Linked DNA regions of Homo sapiens: all the other regions are linked to region 3. A link is an interaction called in ENCODE POLR2A ChIA-PET data of the cell type or tissue named here. Cell type or tissue: HepG2. All regions are shown on one strand.

Evidence for each region. ChIA-PET counts read pairs that join two places held together with the same protein. Peaks named below come from ENCODE experiments on the same cell type or tissue, not always from the same donor. Only the 100,000 strongest peaks of a DNase experiment are listed, where the experiment ranks them.
Region 1: POLR2A ChIA-PET joins it to region 3 with 14 read pairs; 2 of 35 experiments call an interaction of 5 or more read pairs at or near these places.
Region 2: POLR2A ChIA-PET joins it to region 3 with 12 read pairs; 7 of 35 experiments call an interaction of 5 or more read pairs at or near these places.

What each region holds. Positions count from the first base shown.
Region 1 is chr14:104,661,398-104,669,397 of GRCh38, forward strand. LINC02280 (long intergenic non-protein coding RNA 2280) reads right to left here and starts at 4,161. Exons shown (of 2, transcript NR_135293.1): 1 at 3,336-4,161; 2 at 1-2,712. RefSeq lists a silencer at 544-603 and enhancers at 1,129-1,628, 4,091-4,853. In HepG2, a CTCF peak has its summit at 4,504 (motif pointing right); DNase peaks (open chromatin) are centred at 4,324 and 4,854; H3K4me3 peaks cover 1,080 bases.
Region 2 is chr14:103,820,902-103,828,901 of GRCh38, forward strand. All of the region lies in intron 1 of PPP1R13B (protein phosphatase 1 regulatory subunit 13B), which reads right to left. Among named protein-coding and RNA genes, the nearest start is that of PPP1R13B, 23 kb to the right of the region's middle. In HepG2, no CTCF peak of the experiment used is centred here; no DNase peak of the experiment used is centred here.
Region 3 is chr14:103,876,873-103,884,872 of GRCh38, forward strand. LOC105370689 (a long non-coding RNA gene) reads left to right here. Exons shown (of 3, transcript NR_188198.1): 2 at 523-723; 3 at 2,532-3,506. Among named protein-coding and RNA genes, the nearest start is that of PPP1R13B-DT, 33 kb to the left of the region's middle. RefSeq lists enhancers at 3,080-3,374, 3,233-3,915, 4,599-5,280. In HepG2, no CTCF peak of the experiment used is centred here; DNase peaks (open chromatin) are centred at 3,329 and 4,679; H3K4me3 peaks cover 2,712 bases.

The DNA of each region.
Region 1 (8,000 bases), 780 kb after region 3:
TTTATAAAGAGCCCCTTTGTTAAACACTGCTGCAAGTAACCTGCTCTAAATGTGGGTCTCTTTCCTGCTGGGACCCTGATAGATCTAAGGGTTTCTCCCAGGAATTCAAGGAAGGTTTAATATCAGAATCTGATCCGTGCAAATACCATCTGAATAGATGACAGGGCAAAAAGTGTCCCAATGTCTCAAGTGATGCCATCGGTGACTTTTTAAAAATTTCTGGGCAAATTAGAAATTGAAACAAATGAAATATTTCTAATTTGATAAAATTGTTCACCAAAAACCCACCAGAAAAATACATTTATGGAAACAGTTGTTGCCAGGAGTTCGGGAAAGAGGAAATGGTTGGATCGGTGGAGCACAGGGGGGTTTTTAGGGCTGTGAAACTAACGTGAACGACATTGTAATGGCAGAGACACGACACTGTGCATCTGTCAAAACCCACAGAACTTCACAGCAAGAGTGAGCCTTAATGTATGCAAATTTTAAAGCTCAGTCAAGAGGCTGGGGGTCTAGGACGGAAGGCGGGCCGTGTGTGGCGAGAGCCTCTGGCTGTATCACAGACCCAGGGAGCAGCTGTATTACAGACGTAGGGAGGGGCTGGGGGATGGGGCTGACCTGGGTACCCTCACAAACGACGAAGTCTGTGAAGCCAAAAGCAAATGGACCCGCACATGAGCCCTGTACCCTGGCAGACACACGCTTCTGCCGCGGGGTACAGGTGAGCAGTCCCTACACTGCTCCCCCTGCACACTGCAGCTTAGCGATTAGGTCCATGGATGGTGGGTGGTGGGGCAGGTTCCTCACTGTGGGGTGGGAGCTACAGACAAGCAGGGGCAAGGGCCAGAACGACCCACACGGCCCAGGGTCAGGGTCGAGACAGCAGCACCAGCTCCTTCCTGTGGGCTCCCTCTCCATGCGGGCGGAGTGACGGTTAACTTTATGTGTCAGCTCCCCTGGCCGTGGGGTGCCGGGTTGAACGTTATTTCTGGGGATGTCCGAGGGTGTTCTGGATGAGATTAGCATTTGAATCAGTGGGCTCTGTAAAGCAGGCCGCCCTCCCCAGGGTGGGTGGTGTCACCCAATCCGCTGAGGACCCGAATAGCGCGGAAGGCAGAGAAAGGTGAATTTGCCCCCCTCTTCCTGCCACGCTGCTTGAGCTGGGACACTCACCTCACCTTCTCTGGCCCTGACACTGAGATTAACGCCATTAGCCCTCCGGCTCTCAGGGCTTCGGACTCAGACCGCACTGCACCACCAGCTTCCCTGGGTCTTCGCGGGCGTGGGACCTCTCGGCCTGCGTGGTCACCTGCGCCCAGGCTTCAGCTGGCATTTCCCCTGCTTGAACTTCTTTCTCGTGCCGCCTTGTGAGAAGGCACCTGCTTCCCTTCCACCATGATTGTAAGTTTCCTGAGGCCTCCCCAGCCATGCAGAACTGTGAGTCAATTAAACCTCCTTTGTGGGCTGGGCGAGGTGGCTCACACCTGTGATACCAGCACTTTGGGAGGCTGAGGTGGGTGGATCACTTGAGGTCAGGAGTTCGAGACCAGCCTGGCCAACGTGGTGAAACCCCGTCCTACTAAAAATACAAAAATTAGCCGGGCATGGTGGCACGCACCTGTAATCCCAGTTACTTGGGAGGCTGAGGCAGGAGACTCACTTGAAACCAGGAGGCGGAGGTTGCAGTGAGCTGAGATTGCACCACTGCACTCCAGCCTGGGGGACAAAACAAGACTCTGTCTCAGTAAATAAATAAAACCTCCTTTGATTATAAATTACCCAGTCTCTTGTAGTATCTTTATAGCAGTGTGAGAACCAACTCATACACCCACTATATTGAAATACGGTTACCAAAATAATAAAGTAATTGTTATTGGATTTCTTGTTAATCTACTGATTCAGGCCAGGCATGGTGGCTCACGCCTGTAATCTCAGCACTTTGGGAGGCCGAGGCGGGTGGATCACCTGAGGTCAGGGGTTCAAGACCAGGCTGGCCAACATGGTGAGACCCCTCCCCCCCCGCCACCATCTCTACTAAAAATACAAAAATCAGCTGGGTGTGGTGGCGTGCACCTGTACTCCCAGCTACTTGGGAGGCTGAGGCAGGAGAATCACTTGAACCTGGGAGGCGGAGGTTGCAGTGAACCGAGATTGCACCACTGCACTACAGCCTGGGCAACAGATTAAAAAAAACCTACTGATCCAGATCTAGCAGCAGCTCTCATGACCAACAGTGTTGAAGCAGGAACAAAAATGAGGCTTCAAGACGCCGAAGCAACTGAAACACGATGGGAAAATACACAGGACTTTGCTGACGGTGGAGTCCCAGGTTCTGTGGAGACCGCTAGGTCCTTTGGCCACATTCACTATTGAGGAACACTCACTTTAGCCTAGAGGCTGGTGAAAGTAAAGATGCAACGTTTTTCCATCCAAGTTCAGGGACACCTGAATCCCATGATCAGTAGGTTCTAGTTTAGAACCCGGCTGCAGAGTTTACACCTGAGTGTGGTGATTACATCTTCACCGTTTCCTGATTTTTATCCCATGATCAGTAGCTTCTAGTTTAGAAATCCGGCTGCAGAGTTTACACCTGAGTGTGGTTATTACATCTTCACCGTTTCCTGATTTTTATCCCACGATCAGTAGGTTCTAGTTTAGAAACCCGGCTACAGAGTTTACACCTGAGTGTGGTCATTACATCTTTGCCGTTTCCTGATTTTTAGAAAAAAAAAAAAAAAAAACCTGTGATCTGAACCAAGGTAATTGATCTCCCTCCCTTCCTACAGGTGTCCACGCCCTTGGGGAAGGTTATAGGGGTTGGATGTGCTTTTGACCCCAAGGGCTCCCTACGTAGCCCAGGCCAGCCTGGGGCTTGGAGGAGGGCGGGTGAGCTGATGAGAACCTCCTCCATGCTCAGCTTCCACCTGCTGGCATCTGTGTGCCCAGCACACAAAGCCTGGGCAACGGGCGACTCCTGTGAGCAGAGCTTCACCCTCTTCCCCTCTCACTACCCCCCACCCCACCTGCAGCCCCTCTCCTCCCTCCCCTTGGTTCGAGATGACCCCAACTCCCCCGGAGATTTCTACTGGGATCTGGTTTGGTTTTTGCTTTTTATGATCCCCTAAACCCATCTTCACCTCCCTGCTAGGGCTCCCCAGGTTGACTGGGGAGGACCCCACATTCCCCATGATTCCACGCAGCAAAAGGCACTTCTGGCAGGAACCCGCATCCCAGGGCAGGCCCTGGGGCACCTTGGGCTGGGGAAGACTGCGGCCCCAAAATCTCCACTCCCTGCGCTGCCATCTGAAACACCACCATGATGGATAATGTCTTACCTAGGGAGAAGGCACCTGTGCTGGAAAAGGAGACCCAAGAGACCCGCCTGGACCGTGTGGGTGAGACCATCGCACCCTCCTGCCGAGGGAGAAGGCACCTGTGCTGGCTAAAAGGGGTCCCAAGAGAACTGCCTGGACAGTGTGGGTGAGGCCATTGCACCCTCCTGCCGAGACGGTGGGCCCTGCTACAGAGCCTGATGCCCCTGAGGAGCTGGGACCACTGTCCTCCCAATACACATACACACACAAACACACACAGAGACACACACCGACACAAACACACAGACACACAGAAACACACACAAACACAGACACACACACAGACACACACAAACACACAGACACACACAAACCCACACACACACAAACACACAGATGCAAACACACACACACAGACACACACACACAGACACACAGAAACACACAGACACACACAAACCCACACACACACACAGATGCAAACACACACAGACACACAAACACACACAGACACACAAACACAAACACACACACACACAGACACACAAACACACAGATGCAAACACACACACAAACACACAGACACACAAACACACAGACACACACACAAACACACAGACACAAGACACACACACAGACACACAGACACACAGACACACAGACACACAGACACAGACAACACACACAAACACAGACACACACATACACACACACAAACACACAGACACACACAAACACACACAGACACACACAGCACACAGACACACACACAAACACACACACACCCTTCACAACCTTCCTGGGCTCTTAGCATTTTCTGTGGGGCTGTCAAGGCAGGAAGATCCAGGAGGGACCCCAGGGCGGGGAGAGACAAACTCTCCCAGCTCAGGAAGGCAGTGTGCTTTCGCCTAAATAACTGAGTGAGCTCACACTAACAGGAAGTGTTTTGATTTTGCAGTCTGAGAGTTAATCCCGTCGCTGGCCAGACATGTTTGCTTTTAGGTTCTCTGGTGGCCCACAGGTCCCAGTTCTGAATGGAAACATCCCGAGGCGGCCCCTCCCCTCCTCAAACTGCACCCTCCCCGGGCATGGCGCTGCCTGCAGGCTGTAGAGAGGGCCTGGGCTTTTTCACACCTTGGGGAGGTGTAGACCAGGGAAAGGAAGAGGAGAAGGATGTGGGCAACCCTCCACCACCAGGGAGCTCCACCACCACTCCGCAGGCCCTGGCGTGGCACCGTCCCCGAGGGCTGGCACCGGGCTGGTGGCAGGCCTCAGCATCAGAGGGTGGCTGAGTCGCACACACCGCCCCTACCCCTCTTCCCGAGACTGAGCCCCTCTCTCTAGCCCCAGAGCAGGAGTCACCCCCAGCCCCACCAGCCACTGCCCATGAAGCTGGTTGGAATTGCCCTCAGCGGCCACAGAGGCCCCAGCGGGGTCCCCAGCCAGGCCGACATGCACTAGCAGCTCAGAAAGAAAGGCCTTGTGTCCAGTGACCTCCCCCAACCTCGGAATGTGGCCGTTCTCTCCTCCCATCCCTACAGTAGGGCTGAGGCTGTCCCGAGTACAAAGGCCTTTTGTCCCCACAACCAGCCCCCACCCGCCGAGGTGACACTGGAGCTGGGAGAGTGGCAGCCTCCATGGCGGCCACAGTGGCTCCCAGCTCCCCTGCAGCAGGGCCTCCCTCCTCCCCCAGGGCCGGGCAGAGGGCACCTGCAGGGCATCTTCCCCGGCACCCCCTGGCTGCAGAGCACCCTGGTGAGAACGATCTAATCGGAGAGCCCAGGCTTATACACAGCTTCTCTCTGCCAGCTGAGAATTTACGTTTCTGATTAACTTGTGTTACCCACAATACACTGTAGACTACAGAAGGCCAGGACCCTCTGAGGTGGTGCAGTGCCCCCAGTCTTGTTCTGGGTGAGGGCTCCACGGACCTCTTTATTTGTCAAAACTCATACACTTTAGTTCTATGCATTTTACTCTGGGTAAACTGTATCTCAGGCCAGGCGCGGTGACTCATGCCTGTAATCCCAGCACTTTGGGAGGCCAAGGTGGGTGGATCATTTGAGGTCAGGAGTTCGAGACCAGCCTGGCCAAAATGGTGAAACCCGTCTCTACTAAAAATACAAAAATTAGCCGGGTGTGGTGGCAGGCACCTGTAGTCCCAGCTACTCAGGAGGTTGAGGCAGGAGAATCGCTTGAACCCGGGAGGTGGAGGTTGCAGTGAGTCAAGATTGTACCACTGCATTCCAGCCTGGGCGACAGAGCAAGACTCTGTCTCAAAAAAAAAAAAAAAAAAAAAAAACTGTATCTCAAAAATACATGGCCACAAAAAAATACATAGTCATTGTTTTAAGACACCAGAAAATACAGGCAAGCCGAAAGAATTCTGAACAACCAACGGCCGCTGCCCGAGGCCAGTTGCTGTGATTGCAGGTACTTTCCACCTGTCCAGACGCCTCCACGCGTGTGACACACACGCAATGCCAACCACACAACGCAGGCCGCCGTGAATGCCACTTACATCTGTCAGTGACAAAACCTGACCGTGTTTCCACTAACTCTGACACAATATTTTAAATGACTGCACATTATGCTGTGTGCATAAGCCAATTTGTGTTCAACAAATCCATGTATTGTTGGAAATTAACCACTTCTGGGGTTATTCTTTCAGAATTCTAAACAGTAGGGCCACAAATATCCTGATAGCTTGGTCTTTGAGCACCTTTAAGGTGCTATCTTGAGGTAAAGACCCAGGATTGGTGTTGCTGGGGCAAAAGACACTCACCTGCATTTTAAAGGGTTCTTTTTTGTTTTTGTTTTTTTCTGAGATGGAGTCTCGCTCTGTCACCCAGGCTGGAGTGCAGTGGTATGATCTCAGCTTACTGCAACCTCCGCTTCCGGGGTTCAAGCGATTCTCCTATCTCAGCCTCCCAAGTAGTTAGGATGACAGGCGCCTGCTACCACACCTGGCAAATTTTTGTATTTTTAGTAGAGACAGGGTTTCACCATGTTGGTGAGGCTGGTCTCGAACTCCCAACCTCAGGTGATCCACCTGCCTCGGCCTCCCACAGTGCTGGGATTACAGGCTTGAGCCACTGTGCCCAGCCTTAAAGGGTATTTTTAATGCCTTATGGAAAGCAGGGGTTCCAATAGGCTTTCCAGTCCAGTCTCTTCCTTGATCTTTATAACTCCAAAGAGCCTGGCAGACACTGAGCCTGCGGGGGAACACGAGAACCATTCTGCCTTGGAAATAAGACTAACCTACTGGATGCAGACCAGAATGCAATACACCTTGACAGTGTAAAACTAATCCCTGGACTTCCGGCCGGGTGCCGTGACTCAGGCCTGTAATCCCAGCACTTTGGGAGGCCGAGGCAGGTGGAGCGCTTGAGGTCAGGAGTTCGAGACCAGCCTGGCCAACATGGCGAAACCCCATCTCTACTAAAATACAAAAAAAAAAAAAAATAGCTGGGCTTGGTGGCACGTGCCTGTAGTCCCGGTTACTCGGGAGGCTGAGACAGGAGAATCACTTGAACCTGGGAGGCGGAGGTTGCAGTGAGCCAGGATTGTGCCACTGCACTCCAGCCTGGGCGACAGAGCAAAAATAATAATAATAATAATACCTGGACTTTTACTTTCACGTAGGCAAGGTGGATCCCACAGGGAAGGTCACCACAACTACTCACAATAACTGAGGAGGCCAGACACATTGTGAAAACCTTACTGCGAAGGCATCAGAGAGCTGCAGAGGCTGCGAGGACTTAACGAACTAAAATTCCAGAGAATGGAGAACTGTCAGATAAGCAGGTGACCCACAGCCATCTTTTTACCTGGGGACATTTGCCTATTTGGGACACTGGGCTAAGGATTGGGCTTGGCCCAGGCAGAGAGCTACAGCCGGGGAAGAAGAAACCAGCAAAGATTCTCACTGTCACAGGGAGGAAAGTGGCAAAATCGGAGTGTCCAGGGCCACAACCAGGCAGCGGGGCCCTCAGCCCCACCCCAAGACACCTGTAGGATCTCAATGCTGCTGCAGGAGGAGGCTCAGGAGCAAGTTGAGCAGCTCTGTGAGGCTGGACTGCACTTCCCACAGCCTTTCAAAGTGGGGAGATCAAGACCCGCCAGGCTCTCAGCTGAAATCTGGAGAGACCAATCCCCCAAACCAGGGCAAACCAGAGGAAGCCTGAACCCCATCAAACTACACACCAGTCCACCCGGGCCCATCCCTCACTGGGTTGAGGGACCTGCCCCTCTGTCCATCCTAACTGCCTGAGGTTTTTGCTCCCAATACAAGCCAGGTGGCTCCAATTAGAACAACTAATGTGCAAATAACAACTATAATTGCCAGGCCGGGCACAGTGGCTCACACCTGTAATCCCAGCACTTTCGGAGGCCGAGGCGGGCGGATCACGAGGTCAGGAGATCGAGACCATCCTGGCTAACATGGCAAAACCCTGTCTCTACTAAAAATACAAAAAAAAAAAAAATTAGCCGGGCGTGGTGGCGGGTGCCCGTAGTCCAAACTACTCAGGAGGCTGAGGCAGGAGAATGGCATGAACCTGGGAGGCAGAGCTTACAGTGAGCCAAGATAGCGCCACTGCACTCCAGCCTGGGCGAGAGAGCAAGACTCCATCTCAAAAAAAAAAAAAAAAAAACTATAATTGCCAGACAAAATATAAACACCAA
Region 2 (8,000 bases), 56 kb before region 3:
AAAAAAGGGATAACTTTTTGTTTTTCTTGTAATTTGAGTTAGTAAGCAAGAAAGTGATTGCTACTTAGTCCTTTTGAAAGCATTCAATTAAAAGGGTTATGTTGAGATTTCAAGCTATCAAAAAGATCAGTCATAAAATCTTAGAGCCAGATTAGAACCTAATCTATCCAACACTCTTTCCCCATTTTGTAGATGAGGAAGTAGAAGCCCAGAAAAGGAAATAATTTGTCAAGGTTAATAAATCATCTTGGTAACAAAATGAAGACTAAAATCCAGGCTGATTCTCATCCCTGCATGACACATCCTTGTCAGTATTCAGTTACCTTGTTCACTGAATATTAAAGGAGGTCTGTAAAATGTCTAGCAACAGCACGACATACCATATTCTCTCAAATCTAATTTCCTCTTCCTCTTTTTAATTTCAGTACCTGATAATAATGGGCACTGAAAAAGTCGGGAAGCCTCCCCGCAACTTTTAAAATCATAGAAATGAACTGAAATTAAGTCACAAAAGAGACCCAAAATTGACACAGGAACATATCAAGTGTGAATTATAAATACAGAGGAGCACTGGGCACAGTGGCTCACGCCTATAATCCCAGCACTTTGGGAGGCTGAGGTGGGCGGATCACCTGAGGTTGGGAGTTCGAGACCAGCCTAACCAACATGGAGTAACCCCATCTCTACTAAAAATACAAAATTAGCCGGGCGTGGTGATGCCTGCCTGTAATCCCAGATACTCGGGAGGCTAAGGCAGGAGAATTGCTTGAACCCGGGAGGCAGAGGTTGCGGTAAGCTGAGATTGCGCCATTGCACTCCAGCCTGGGCAACAAGAGCAAAATTCCACCTCAAAAAAATAAATAAATAAAATAAATAAATAAATAAAGAGGAGCTGACCACAAAATAGATCTATAATATGATTTGAAAACATAAGAGGGCTCCATAAATACCAACAAGACCCTGGAAAATGTAAGCTAAGTGACAATATTTGTTAAAAATAAATAAGTCCAAGGCATTTAGTTGAGATATAATTGAGCTATCATAAAATTAAGAACTAAATATGCTGCTTTTGAGTGAAAAAAATAAGCTAACAGGACAGAGTGCTAGGACAACAGGTAAAACCAAGACCTTCCCATGCACATCTGGATATATGGAAACCCAATACAAATCATGCCTATGAAAAACTACATTGTTTCATCCACAAGACAATCCCAAGAGATGAGGATCAAAAAGCCACTTTTTTTTTTTTGGAGACGGAGTTTTGCTCTTGTCGCCCAGGCTGGGGTGCAGTGGCACAGTCTCAGCTCACTGCAACCTCCGCCTCCTGGATTCAAGCAATTCTCCTACCTCAGCCTCCCAAGTAGCTGGGACTACAGGCACCCACCACCACGCTAGGCTAATTTTTGTATTTTTAGTAGACACGGGGTTTCGCCGTGTTGACCAGGCTGGTGTCCAACTCCTGAACTCAGGTGATCTGCCCTTCTTGGCCTCCCAAAGTGCTGGGATTAGAAGAAGCGTGAGCCACTGCACCCAGCCAAAACCACAAACTTTTATAAAATCAAGTCTAAAGAGAAAACACCAAAACCCCACAGAATACATTTCTTTGTTCATAAAAATTCACCCTAACTACCTATTTCACCGGTGGCTCACGCCTGTAATCCCAGCACTTTGGGAGTCCAAGGCAGGTGGATCACAAGGTCAGGAGTTCAAGACCAGCCTGGCCAACATGGTGAAACCCCATTTCTACTAAAAATACAAAAAATTAACCAGGTGTGGTGGCGCACGCCTGTAATCCCAGCTACTGGGGAGGCTGAGGCAAAAGAATCACTTGAACCTGGGAGGCAGAGGTTGCAGTGAGCTGAGATTGCACCATTGCACTCCAGTCTGAGAGACAGAGCAAGACTCCATCTCGAGAAAAAAAAAAAGTATTTCCTAATCCTTCCTGCATTGAACAGGAACAAGGAAAAGAACCATTTATGACATGCAAATGAATGAGGTAGGTCATATCATCCCCACGTTACAGATGGAGAAGCAGACTCAAGAGATGCTTGACACCTTGCTGGGGATCAGAATCTAAACCCAGGGATGACCCCAAAAGCCTACTATATCACATTGCCCATAAGGATCCCTAAGTCTCTTAGAACAGGGACAATTTGGCCGGGCACAGTGGCTCACAGCTGTAATCCCAGCACTTTGGGAGGCTGAGGCAGGCAGATCATGAGGTCAGGAGATCGAGACCATCCTGGGTAACACGGTGAAACCCTGTCTCTACTAAAAATACAAAAAATTAGCTGGGCGTGGTGGCGGGTGCCTGTAGGTCCCAGCTACTTGGGAGGCTGAGGCAGGAGAATCGCTTGAACCCAGGAGGCGGAGGTTGCAGTGAGCTGAGATCGCGCCACTGCACTTCAGCCTGGGTGACACAGTGAGACTCTGTCTCAAAAAAAAGAAAAAAAAAAAACAACAGGGACAATTTGGCAGGCCACTGCTCTCCCTCCATCAAGGTGAGCTGGACAGTGTTATTCTCAAAGGAGAAGGGGAGGGATGGAGAAGGGAGAACAGTGTTCACATACGACTTGCACACTGGACCTAGCTTTGGTCTACATTTTGCTTCCTTCACACAAGGCCAGCCAAAACTCATGGGCTCTGGACCCTACCTTGTCACCAAGATCTTATACCTGGGGAATCAAATGACCTTGGAAATTCTAAACCCCAGAACCAAATTTCAACCATCAAAATTATTCAGTCTAGCAGTCTTCCTCCTCCTTGACTGCCACCTCCAACAATAACAGTAATAGCACCCACTTATTGACATTTACTATATGCTGGACTTTGTGCTGATCACTTTCCATGTATAACAACTTTCAAGCCTGCCAGAAATCCTGTTTTTTAAAGTATCTTTCTTATTTTTACAAATTAATATACATACACTTTAAAAAAAAAAGTCAACCAATAGAGGAAATAAAAAATAGCCCCCTAATGACCCACACTTTAAACAGCAGGTACATACATATCCTTTCAAACCCTTTCTACACCACAAAACACTTTCCTTCCTTTTTCACAATGAGGCCACATGAAGTAGAATGTTAGTTTTCCAGCTAACAATATGTTTTGTCAGCTGAAAAACATTCTACCTCATCCTTTTTTTTTTTTTTTTTTTTTTTTTGAGATGCAGTCTTGCTCTGTCGCCAGACTGGAGTGCAGTGGCGCGATCTCGGCTCATTGCGACCTCCACCTCCCAGGTTCAAGCAATTCTCCTGCCTCAGCCTCCCGAGTAGCTGGGACTACAGGTGCGTGCAACCACGCCCAGCTAATTTCTGTATTTTTAGTAGAGACGGGATTTCACCGTGTTAGCCAGGATGGTCTCAATCTCCTGACCTTGTGATCTGCCCGCCTCGGCCTCCCAAAGTGCTGGGATTACAGGTGTGAGCCACAGCATCCAGCCCTCATTCTCTTTTTTAAGGCTATTTCTCTATATGATCACATCATAATTTATTTAGAGACAGGCATTATTAGGCAGGGTGCTGTGGCTCACACCTGTAATCCCAGCACTTTGGGAGGCTGAGGTGGGCGGATCACGAGGTCAGGAGTTCGAGACTAGCCTGGCCAATATGGTGAAATCCCATCTCTACTAAAAAAGTACAAAAATTAGCTGGACGTGGTGGCGCACACCTGTAGTCCCAGCTACTCTGGAGGCTGAGGCACGAGAATCGGTTGAACTGGGAGGTAGAGGTTGCAGTGAGCTGAGATCACGCCACTGCACTCCAGCATGGGCGACAGAGCGAGACTCCGCCTCAAAAAAAAAAAAAAGGAGACAGCAAATGAGTGTCTTTAAGTCCACAGTGCCTATGATCATGTGGGTATATAATAAAAGGGTAATAAATATTTGTTGTATGTCACTTTCTTTGTACTACATTTATCTTCCCTACTGGGCCATCACATCTTTCACAATGCCCTGGCATTTAGTCAGAGCACAAATATATTTGTTGAAAGTACAGGCATATCTTGTTTTATTGTGCTTTGCTTTATTGAGTTCTGCAGATATTGCATTTTTTTTAACAAATTGACGGGCTGTGGCAACCCTGTGTCAAGCACGTCTACTGGTGCCATTTTCCAACAGCATGTGCTCACCCATGTGTCACAATTCTCTCAATATTTCAAACTTTTTCATTATTATTATATTTCCTATGGTGATCTGTGATCAGTGGTCTTTAACGTTACTATTGTAATTGCTTTGGGGCACCACAAATAGCACCCACGTAGAACAGCAAACTTAACTGGTAAGTGTTGTGTGTGTTCTGACTGCTCCACCAACTGGCCATTCCCCCATTTCTCTCCCTTTCTCGAGCCTCCCTATTCCCTGAGACACATTATTGAAATCAGGCCAATTAATAACCCTACAGTGGCCTCTAAGTGCTCAAGTGAAAGGAAAGTGACCATGTCTGTCACTTTAAATCAAAAGCTAGAAATGATTAACCTTAAGAGGAAGGAATGTCAAAAGCTGAGATAGGCTGAAAGCTATGTCTCTTGCCAAGTTGTGAATGCAAAGGAAAACTTCCTAAAATAAATTAAAAGTGCTACCCAGTGAACACACAAATGATAAAAGCCTGAAACAGCCTTAGTATTGATATGGAGAAAGTTTTAGTAGTCTGGATCAATAAAATGAGCTATAACATTCCCTTATGCCAAAGCCTAATCCAGAGCAAGGGCCTCTCTTCAATTCTATGAAGGCTGAGAAAGGTGAGGAAGCTGCAAAAGAAAGTTGGAAGCTAGCAGAGGTTGGTTCATGAGCTTCAAGGAAAGAAGTCATCTCTGTATCATAAAAGTGCAAGGTGAAACAACAAGTAATGACAGAAAAGCTGCAGCAAGTTATCCAGAAGATCCAGCTACAATCACTGACGAAGGTGACTACACTAAACAACACTGTAGACAGTGATTTTTTCTTTTCTTTTTTTTTTTTTTTTGAGAGAGAGTCTCGCTCTATCGCCAAGGCTGGAGTACAGTGGCGCAATCTTGGCTCACTACAACCTCCACCTCCCGGGTTCAAGTGATTCTCATGCCTCAGCCTCCAGAGTAGCTGAAATTACAGGTGCCCACCACCAGGCCTGGTTAATTTTTGTATTTTTATTTTTACTATTATTTTTAATTTTTGTATTTTTAGTAGAGACAGGTTTCACCATGTTGGTCAGGCTTGTCTCAAACTCCTGACCTCAGGTGATCCACCTGCCTTGGCCTCCCAAAGTGTTGGGATTACAGCTGCGAGCCACCACACTCGGCCAAACATAACCTATATGCACTGAGAAACCAAAAAATTTGTGTGACTCACTTTATTGCGATTATTTGCTTTATTAAAGTAGTCTGGAACCAAACTCGCAATATCTTCAAAGTAAGCCTTTATAGATTTAACACCCAGGATATAACTACTTCCCGCTCAGCCCAGGCCACTTGACCTTTCTGGATCTCAGGATGCATACACAATTCAAACTTGAAACCCACCTGCTTCACCAGGAGCTTCCCTAACAGGGCTTTCACATAAAGAGGTCTACTCAGGTATTACCATGAGAAGTCAGCATTACAAAGGATCTTAGCAGTTATTAGTCTGGATTTCTCCTCGCTTTATAGTAAGAGAGTTCATAAATTATGGTTTTATGACAAACTAATAAAGCTTCAAATCACAAGAAATACATTGAAAATTTCAAAACAAAAGTACAAAGCAGTTAAGTTTAGATTATGGTAGGTATAGGCCATGCACAGTGGGGAAGACAGGAGGTTGAGACCAGCCTGGGCAACACAGCTAGACCCTGTCTCTACCAAAAAAAAAAAAAAAAAGCCAGGTGCAGTGGCTCATGCCTGTAATCCCAGCACTTTGGGAGGCCAAGGCGGGCAGATCACAAGGTCAGGAGATAGAGACCATCCTGGCTAACAAGGTGAAACCCTGTCTCTACTAAAAATACAAAAAAAAAATTAGCTGGGCGTGGTGGCAGGCGCCTGTAGTCCCAGCTACTGGGGAGGCTGAGGCAAGAGAATGGCATGAACCCGGGAGGCAGAGCTTGCAGTGAGCGGAGATCATGCCACTGCACTCCAGCCTGGGTGACAGAGCGAAACTCCATCTCAAAAAAAAAAAGGCAAAAAAAAGTAGATTAAGGCTGGGCACGGTGGCACACGCCAGTAATCCCAGCACTTTGGGAGGCCGAGGCGGGTGGATCATGAGGTCAGGAGATCGAGACCATCCTGGTTAACACGGTGAAACCCCATCTCTATTAAAAATACAAAAAATTAGCCAGGTGTGGTGGCAGGTGTGGTGGCACGCACCTGTAGTCCCAGCTACTCAGGAGGCTGAGGCAGGAGAATGGTGTGAACCCGGCAGGTGGAGCTTGCAGTGAGCAGAGATCGCGCCACTGCACTCCAACCCAAGCGACAGAGCGAGACTCCAAAAAAAAGACTGTACTAGATACTTTTTGGGGTGGAGAGTGGAATGTGAAAGCAATGAGATTTTGCAAAAATCTAGATGTGTAGTACAGCCTCCAAAAACATTGAGAAACCCATTTCTTATCTCATGGTAGTGTAAAATTTTGGTTTCAGTAATTCCTAGCACCAGACTTCTCCTCTGAATATTAGCCAATACATCACAAACTGCTAGAAAGTTATAGTATGATATAGTATATATCACACTATAGATCTATAGTGTGATATCTGGTGTATGATATATGGTATATATAATACTATAGATATATAGTATTATAAAGTATATATAATACTATAGATATATAAATATAGATATGATATACTATATCATTAACCATAAAGCTTCAGCTTAAGAGACTTCGATAACAATTGGTTGTCACCTAACAAAAAAAGCTAACAAAACACTGAGGTTCATTTTTCCATTACATTTAATCATGGAACTTAGCTACTGTGACTTTATTACCAAAAGTATAAGCAGCTACTATTGCTATTATAAAAACAGCATTTTCCTCTCCTAGTTATCCCACAGAAGCCTTAGTATCTAACTACCAGCAACTCTCAAAAAGGACAAGAAACCAATTGGACCATAAGGTATTCTCTATTAAGAGTGATTTTTAAGAGTTTGTTCAATTCCAGAGGCAAATAACCAACCACACAAAGAGACTAAAATTGGGCTCTAATGTTTTTGTTTTATGGCAAGACATGGCAGTATAAAAAGCACGGCCGGGTGCAGTGGTTCATGCCTGTAATCCCAGCACTGTAGGAGGCCGAGGTGGGTGGATCACCCAAGGTCAGGAGTTCGAGACCAGCCTGGCCAAAATGGTGAAACCCCAACTCTACTAAAAATACAAAAAAATTAGCCAGACATGGTGGCGGGCACCTGTAATCCGAGCTACTTGAGAGGCAGAGGCAGGAGAATCACTTGAACCTGGGAGGCAGAGACTGCAGTGAGCCGAGATCACACCACTGCTCTCCAGCCTGGGCAACAAGAGCGAAACTCTGTCTCCAAAAAAAAAAAAAAAAAAGTGCAAGAAGCCAAAACCCATAGTGTAAGGCAGTGTTACCTTTTATGTAACATAAATTGGTTACATTTACAGGATCACTCATTCATTCATTTAGGAAAATTTTACTCAGCCCAGCTTGGCCCTGGGCCAGGCTCTGAGCTAACTTCTGCCCTCACTAAACTTGGAGCAGACACAGAGAAAGGACAGCAGAAAACTATGGTACAGAACTGCAGAATGCCACGAGATCCCACAGAAGGGCTGCCTGCTCCAACAGGAAAGACTTCCCAAAGGACGCCACGGAAGGTTAAGACAGAAAGGAGTAAGCCACAGATGGAATGAGAGGGTGGGCAGATTATGTCCCAAGAAGACAGGACAGACTGGAAACAGCAGGGCCGGACTGCTAATCAACGGCAGATGAAAGCAGGACTGAAGAATCCCCCATTAGGAGCTGCTTTCTTCTGTGCCAAAAACTTGACATTCAAAGAACCATACGAAGATTTGGTTGTTTCCAGCCATGCGTCTTCATTCTATAAG
Region 3 (8,000 bases):
TTGTAATAGAGATAGGGTCTCACTGTGTTGCCCAGGCTGATCTCAAACTCCTGGGCTCAAGCCACCCTCCTGCCTTGGCCTCCCAAAATTCTGGAGTTATAGGCGCAAGCCAACGTAGCTGGCCAACAAAGTGTCCTTTGAATGAAAGCAAAACAGTCATAGTCATAAATGACACAGAGATTTTTTTTTTTTTTTTTGAGACGGAGTCTCGCTGTCACCCAGGCTGGAGTGCAGTGGCGCGATCTTGGCTCACTGCAAGCTCCGCCTCCCGGGTCACGCCATTCTCCTGCCTCAGCCTCCTGAGTAGCTGGGACTATAGGCGCCCACCACCATGCCTGGCTAATTTTTGTATTTTTAGTAGAGATGGGGTTTCACCGTGTTAGCCAGGATTTCCTGACCTCGTGATCCACCCGCCTAGGCCTCCCAAAGTGCTGGGATTACAGACGTGAGCCACCGCACCCGGCCGACACAGAGATGTTTATGATGGGAAGTAACACTGTGCCCCCAACCTCCCCACCCCAGTTTTTCTTCCCAGGGTCTCCCCAAGAGCTGCTTCCTTTGACTCCTGCTGTGTGTAGTTCTGCTGACAATGACCTGGACAGCTCTGCGCCATGCACAGCGTCTCTTTTCTCCGACTTACCAAATTTTAGACACTACTGACTCCTCCATGTGAAAGATGGGAATTCAGCTACATCACATTACCCTACAAACTTTATTGTTAATGTAATTATTTTTATTTCTTCTACTGCTTTTTTGGTAACTTTATTTATTTATTTATTTATTATTTATTTTCGAGATGCAATTTCGCTCTTATTGCCCAGGCTGGAGTGCAGCGGCACAGTCTCGGCTCACTGCAACCTCTGCCTTCTGGGTTCAAGTGATTTTCTTGCCTCAGCCTCCCGAGTAGCTGGGATTACAGGTGCCCACCACTACGCCCAGCTAATTTTCTATTTTTAGTAGAGACGGAGTTTCACTATGTTGGTTGGGCTGGTCTCGAACTCCTGACCTCAGGTGATCTGCCCACCTCAGCCTCCCAAAGTGCTGGGATTACAGGTGTGAGCCACCATGCCCAGACTTTTTTTTTTTTTTTTTTTTTGAGACAGTTTCTCTCTGTTGCCTATGCTGGAGTGCGGTGGCGTGATCTCAGCTAACTGCAACCTCTGCCTCCCGGGTTCAAGTGACTCTCCTGCCTCAGCCTCCCAAGTAGCTAGGCCTACAGGCGCGCACCACTACACCCAGCTAATTTTTGTATTTTTAGTAAAGATGGGGTTTCACCACGTTGGCCAGGCTGGTCTGGAACTCCCGACCTCAGGTGATCGCCCACCTCAGCCTCCCAAAGTGCTGGGATTACAGGCTTGAACCACTGCGCCCGGCATATGTTTTAATTTAATTTTTAAAGACAGGGTCTTGCTCTGTCACCCAGGATGGAGTGCAGTGGTGTGGACACAGCTCACTGCAGCCTCGAACTCCGGGGCCCAATCGATCCTCCCACCTAGTCCTCCTGTGTGACTGGGACTACAGGCGTACACCACGCTGCCAGCTACTTTTTGTATTTTTGCAGAGCGGGGTTTCACCGTGTTGCTCAGGCTGGTCTTGAATTCCTGAGCTTAAGTGATCTGACTGCCTCAGCCTCCCAGATTGCTGGGATTACAGGCATGAGCCACTGCTCCCGGCCCTTGGTAACTTTAAATAATATTCTTTCTGCTATTAGGGAAACAAGAGCCTAGGAGAGCCAGGGTCACAACATCTTAAAACAAACTTCATCTTAAAACTAGTAAAGGACATTCCTTGCCAGTCACATAGTACTGAGATATTTACAAATGAGAAAACAGCTTAAAAATACCTGCAAGGACACACTCCCACAACGATGAAAAGTCCAGATGTTCTGATAGACACAATAATATATGCTTTCAAGATAATTCTACTTATGCTGTTTGTACCTGCATACTAAAATGTCAAGGATAGTTTTCTTTAAATCAACCGAATAATAAATTCTGTCATGCTATCAGCCCACCCGCGCACGTGGGCACAGCTTAGTTTAGTCTTTATACAGATAAGACCCCCATATAAAAAAAACTTAAAGCGGGCGCATTTTCTCTGCTTTCTGAGGTCGTCTCGCTCTGTAACTGAGTGGCTTTCAATAATGAGCTTTTAGGCCAAGTGCAGTCGCTCACGCCTATAATCCCAGCACTTTGGGAGGCCGAGGCAGGCGGATCACCAGAGGTCAGGAGTTCGAGACCAGCCTGGCTAACGTGCTAAAATCCCATCTTTACTAAAAATGCGAAAATTAGCCAGGCGTGGTGGTGGGGGCCTGTAATCCCAGCTACTCGGGAGGCTGAGACAGGAGAATTGCTTGAAACCGGGAGGCAGAGCTTGCAGTGAGCTGAGATGGTGACATTGTACTCCAGCCTGGGCAACAGAGTGAGACTCCGTCTCAAAAAAAAAAAGAATATGTTTACTTTCACACTCACCTCTGACCTCCTCTTGGGAAGACGAGGTTACCGGTGCCTTCCCTTCTCTTCCACTTTCAGATTTCTTCCCGGTCAGCCCCAAACACTGAATGTAAATACGGTCCAACATCAACCTGCAAACGAACACTGACATGAAAGTGCAGTTGGAAAGGATCTCGCAAAGGAACAGAATCTGGTGATCCTAATCGTAATGAACGTGATCGCCGGGTATTGAGAGCTTGCAGGTACCAGGGCTCCGGCACTACGTGTTTCACAGGGGCCACTCGGTAGACCTCTTGGTGACCTTGAGGTCAGGTACCACGTTCCCATTTTACAGAGGAGGAAACTGAGATAACCTACGACAGCGAAAAGGTAGCAGAGCTGGGACTGGTGCCCAGGCTCGCCGAGTGGAAAAGCCCTCGGCCACCGTGGAGAGCTCGCTTCCTGTGGTCTGAAGCGTCGCCCCTGCACCGGCTTCTGCTGCCAAGGATGGCTTTTCCTCACTGGTGCCCACCTACGCTCACTTGTGTCATGTGGTTAAGCCCTTTTGGCAACATAAGACCTTTCCCAAGAATGTGCCTCGGTGCAGAGGAAGACGGTGGGGGCAGGCCCCCTCCCCGGGATGCTCCACCCTCCCTGACCTCACACGGGTGCAACCTGGGCCGTGGCCGAGACCTGCTGTGTGGCAGACAATGGGAAGCCTGTGTGTCGTCCTGGGTGCCGGATTTAGACAATATTTAGCTTTCCCTTGGTGGAAAAGCCTTTCCCCTCCTGCTTTGGGCAGGAACTGGTTCCTGTTGGGCGGGGCCTGGCTGCTGCCCCACCCCCACCCGGCCGGGCACCTTGACCGGCAGCTCTCCGGGCTGCTCCCTGCCTGTGTCCCTGAGCACTGACTCCAGAGGTTTAATCATTAACGGGCACGTTTGGCCTTCGGTCGTGGGCTGGAATTTGGGACCTGTGCCCGGGAACAATGATCTCCGACACATTATTTTGTGTAAAATCACTTTTAGCTGCCATTAGCTAATAAAGCTGGAATAAAGTGAGGTCCATTAACCAGCACTGGCCTCTCGGCCTCTGGGGCTCCTTGGGAGGGACCCAAGGGACTCACCTTTTGAGGACCGTGAAATCGCCGCTAGAAAATGTGCTTACAATTGTGGTCCAGCACTGAAGCTGCTCAGTATGTTTTCAGTCCCCTCTGTGGCAACCCCGTGTGTGGTTTTGGGGACTGGCAGAGTGCCCTGGAAGCGTGCCCACGTGCTGCAGATCCACCAGAGGAAATGCTCGGGAAACGCTGACGCCTGCTTTGCCCCCTGTTTCAGGGTCACCGAATGAGAAGCTGTTGGGATGAATGGCTCCCCCACCCTCCTAGCCCGGGCCAGGGGTCGCCCAGCAGCAATGCCCACCTCCCTTCGTCATGGGAGGAGCTAGTGCTCCAGTCAGCCCTTTTCATCCTGAGCTGTTTGCTGGAAGTCACCAGTGGGTATCCACAGCGCAAGCCTCCTCTCTCTCCTTCCCCCAACCTCTGAGACAGCTGGCTGGATGCTCCCTCCAACCCCATTCCCCTGCCCTCTCCTGAGGACAGCTCTGTCGGGAGCAGGGCCTCCCAGCAAGAGCCAGCAGCTGCGCTGTTTCTGCTGCTCCAGCATTTCGGGGGCAGCTGGCTGGAAGGGTAGGGGCGATTTAGAGAGGCCCACTGGCAGGTGTGGTGATGGGACTCCATGTCTCCCGCATGGGACGCCCCCTCCTCCCTGGGCTTCATTCTTAGGGTCCCCAGTCATTCTTCCCTGGGCACAGCCCTCCCTCTCTGTGCCTCATTAGCTCATCCCCAAGTCCACCCTACAGCTGGTCACCTCCGTCTTGGTGCAGCCTGCCTCCATGGCCCCGCCTGAATGCTGAGTGCCCAAGGGCCAGTGTTGCAAGGGGACCCCACCAGCCTTTCTACAGAGGCAACCAGAACCCTCTGGCCTCTCCCCATCTTCCTGCCCTCCCACATTTCTGCCTCCCTAGCTCTGCCCCCTGCCCCAGGAAGCTGAGGCTGCAAACTCAGAATCTGCCTTCGCCTCTGGTGCGCTGCCAACTCCCCCTTGGGCAGGCCTGTCGCCTGCAGCCTGTGTCTGTGCTGCCCTCCACTGCCGTGGCAGTGCCCAGGCCAACTGGTCGGCATGCTTGGGCTCAGGGACAACTTCACGGTCAGCACGTGGCTGTGCATGGCCTTGGACACCTGGAACGTGGAGCCGGTCAGCCAGCAGCTTTCAGACAGGGAGGGGCCGAAGGGTCCAGGCCACACAGAGGGCCAGGGCCAGCAGCCAGGCACTGGCTGCCACCACCCGTTTTCCCCCAGCAGCCCTGGGCTCTCCCTTGGTGGCTCTGCTCTGTGACTGCGGGCTGGTTCTTGGACCTCGGTTCCCTGCTGTTCTGGGAGGCTCGGGGCCTAGCTGAACTTGGGGCCTTCCTGCCTGCCAGCCCCTGACTCCGGATGGCCAGACACACTCCCAGAAACTCCACCCGGCCTCTTGTTGGCCACCGGAAGGGCTGGCGAGAGCTGCAGGATGCGCACACCCCTATTGAGGGCTTGCCCGCTGCCCCTCTGGGAGCCTTCCTGGAATCCGGGAAATGAAGGCGCTCTCAGGCAGGACACCCAGTCAGATCCGTCTCGTGCAGGGCTCCGGGCCCCGTTCCTGGCCCTGCCAGGGAAGCCAGACCCGGCTGCCCAAGAGCAGACCCTGCCTGCAGAAGCGCTCCCAGGGGAGACAGCCAGGACCTCACTGGGAACAGACCCCCCAGGTTATTTCCAAGCCTGCCCCTCCTTTGCCTCCCTGCTGCCTCCTCATACCCCCCCCGCACCCCGGCTGAGAGCAGCCACCGCCCAGCTTGCCCTGCCATGGTTCTCTGCTCAGGCTACAGCCCCCTGGATTAGAGTGGTTTACTGGTCTCTGCTACTTTTAGGATCAAACCTAAACTCTTAAAGAACTTGACCCACAAAGAGCTGGCTCTGCAGATCCGTGGGGGAAAAGGTAGACTACTCTGTACATAGGGTTTGGACAACTCTCAAGAGAGAAAGCTGGTTTATTTCACATCACTGGGAGAGATCCACTCCAGAGGGATTAAATAACTTACAATATAGAAAATATTCGAGTGTGGGCCCTCCTTCACCCCCAAAGTGGGGTGGCTCTCCAGGGTCATCACTGAAAACACTCGATTGCATAAAAGCCCCGTCGGCTCTGGGCACAGCCAGGAAGGTGCATCTCCCCAGACAAACAAGCTGTATTATCTCCAGCATGTAGGACAGGGAGGTGATGTTCTCCAGATGTTAGGAGCTGCCTCCCACTCCCCGGCCCTGCCCAGGCTGAGTGCCTGCTGAATGCTTTATGTAAGTGCCAAATGGCAGCGCTTGCACCCTGGGGCCGGATGGAACAGCAAGGAGGCCTCGGGCCTGGGTGGGGGCCTTGGGGCCCTGCTAACACCATGGGAGGACCTGTGAGGACCAGCCCTGGGGAATTGCACCTGGCCTCAGGCCCTCCCCTCCTGGCCTGGGACAGAACTGTACAGCCTACTCCAGTTCAGTGCCAAGTGGAGCCACTCCTGCAGGGCAGTGGGCTGGGTAGGGATGCCACATGTGAGCCGCAGTCTTGGCAGGGACCTGGTTAACCTTGCCCTGCACGCAAGGTAGTCCCTGGACACCACAAAGACCAACCGGCTCCAGCCCGGTCCCAGGGAGCTTGTCTCAGAGACCGGCAGGCAGGGCAGGCCCGCTTCAGAAGCTGCCCTGACGGGACATTGCGCTTGTCGAGGCGACACAGACAGACCTGATGCAGCCCCTGCCGCTGCTCTGCGACCCAGTTCCCTGAGCTTGGCTTCTCTCAGCTGTGGACAGGGATAAGAATCAGGGCACCTGCCTCAAGGGTGGCTGTGAGGGTGAGATGGCGCAGCCCAGGTGCCCGGACATAGTCAGCACTTGGGAAGGTGCCCTGGGTGTGCCCCAGGTGCATAGTGCACACAGGGTGGGGATGAGGGGCTCCCACAGGTCTGGAAGATTTCCTGGGTCTGCACTGGGTGGCCTGGGCTGACACGTGGGCAAGAGCACCCTGGCCTGCAGGGCACAGGATGTACAGAAACTCCAAGGCCAGGGGGATGGTGAGAGGCTGTCCCACTACAGGGCCTGGAGAGCCGCTGTGGTCTGGGAGGGACAGCGTGCCAGACTTTCCTCCTGGGAGTCTCCTGGCCTCCTGCTGTCTGTCATGACCGGGAGCCTCCCGGCCTCCTGCTGTCTGTCATGACCGGGAGCCTCCCGGCCTCCTGCTGTCTGTCATGACCGGGAGCCTCCCGGCCTCCTGCTGTCTGTCATGACCGGGAGCCTCCCGGCCTCCTGCTGTCTGTCATGACTGGGAGCCTCCCGGCCTCCTGCTGTCTGTCATGACCTCCTCTGGCTCCCAGAAGGCCTGGGCTAGTTCATTTCCCCTCAAGATTCCCAAGCCAAGGGTGATGGTGTATGCCTGTAGTCCCAGCTACTCTGGGGCTGAGTCAGGAGGATCACCTGAGCCCAGGAGTTTGAGTCCTGAGGAACATCTCTGAAAAAAAAAAATTAATTAAATTAGAAAACGATTCTCCCAGCACTTTGGGAGGCTGAGGCGGGCAGATCACTTGAGGTCAGGAGTTTGTGACTAGCCTGGCTAACAGTGAAACCCCGTATCTACCAAAAATGCAAAAATTAGCCAGGCGTATTGGTGTACGCCAGCTACTCCAGAGGCTGAGGCAGGTGGATCACCTGAGGTCAGGAGTTCGAGACCAGCTTGGCCAACATGGTGAAACCCTGTCTCTACTAAAATACAAAAATTAGCCAGGCATGGCGGTGCATGTCTGTAATCCCAGCTACTCCTTAGGTTGAGACAGGAGAATAGCTTGAAACCGGGAGGTGGAGTTTGCAGTGAGCTGAGATCATGCTACTGCATTCCAGCCTGGGTGACAGAGCGAGACTCCATCTCAAAAATAAAACAAAATAAAATTAAAATTAAAAAAGAGTCTCAAGATGCCCCCAAAGGACTTGGCAAGTGCCTAGTAATGAGGGCTCTGTAAATGTCCGTTTGAGAATCTATCTCGTCTCAAGATTCTCCTCACTCTCCTTCTCCCCGCACTGCTCCAGCGATGCATGAGCTTGGTCCTTGAAGTTTTTTCTTTTTTTCTTTTCTTGTTTGTTTGTTTTTGAGACAGGGTCTTGGTGTGTTGCCCAGGCTGGAGGGCAGTGGCACCATCTTGGCTCACTGCAGCCTCGACCTACCAGGCTCAAGTGATTCTCCCACCTCAGCCTCTTGAGTAGCTGGGACCACAGGTGCACACCACCACACCTGGCTAATTTTTGTATTTTTGTAGAGACAGGGACTCGTTATGTTTCCCAGGCTGGTCTCAAACTCCTGGGCTCAAGCGATCCTCCTGCCTCAAAAGTACTGGGATTACTACTCAGCCTCCTAAAGTACTGGGATTGCAGGCGTGAGCCACCATGCCTAGCTGGGTTTCTTTACAGAAGAGGGAAGTGAGGTTTAGGGAGGAAAGAGT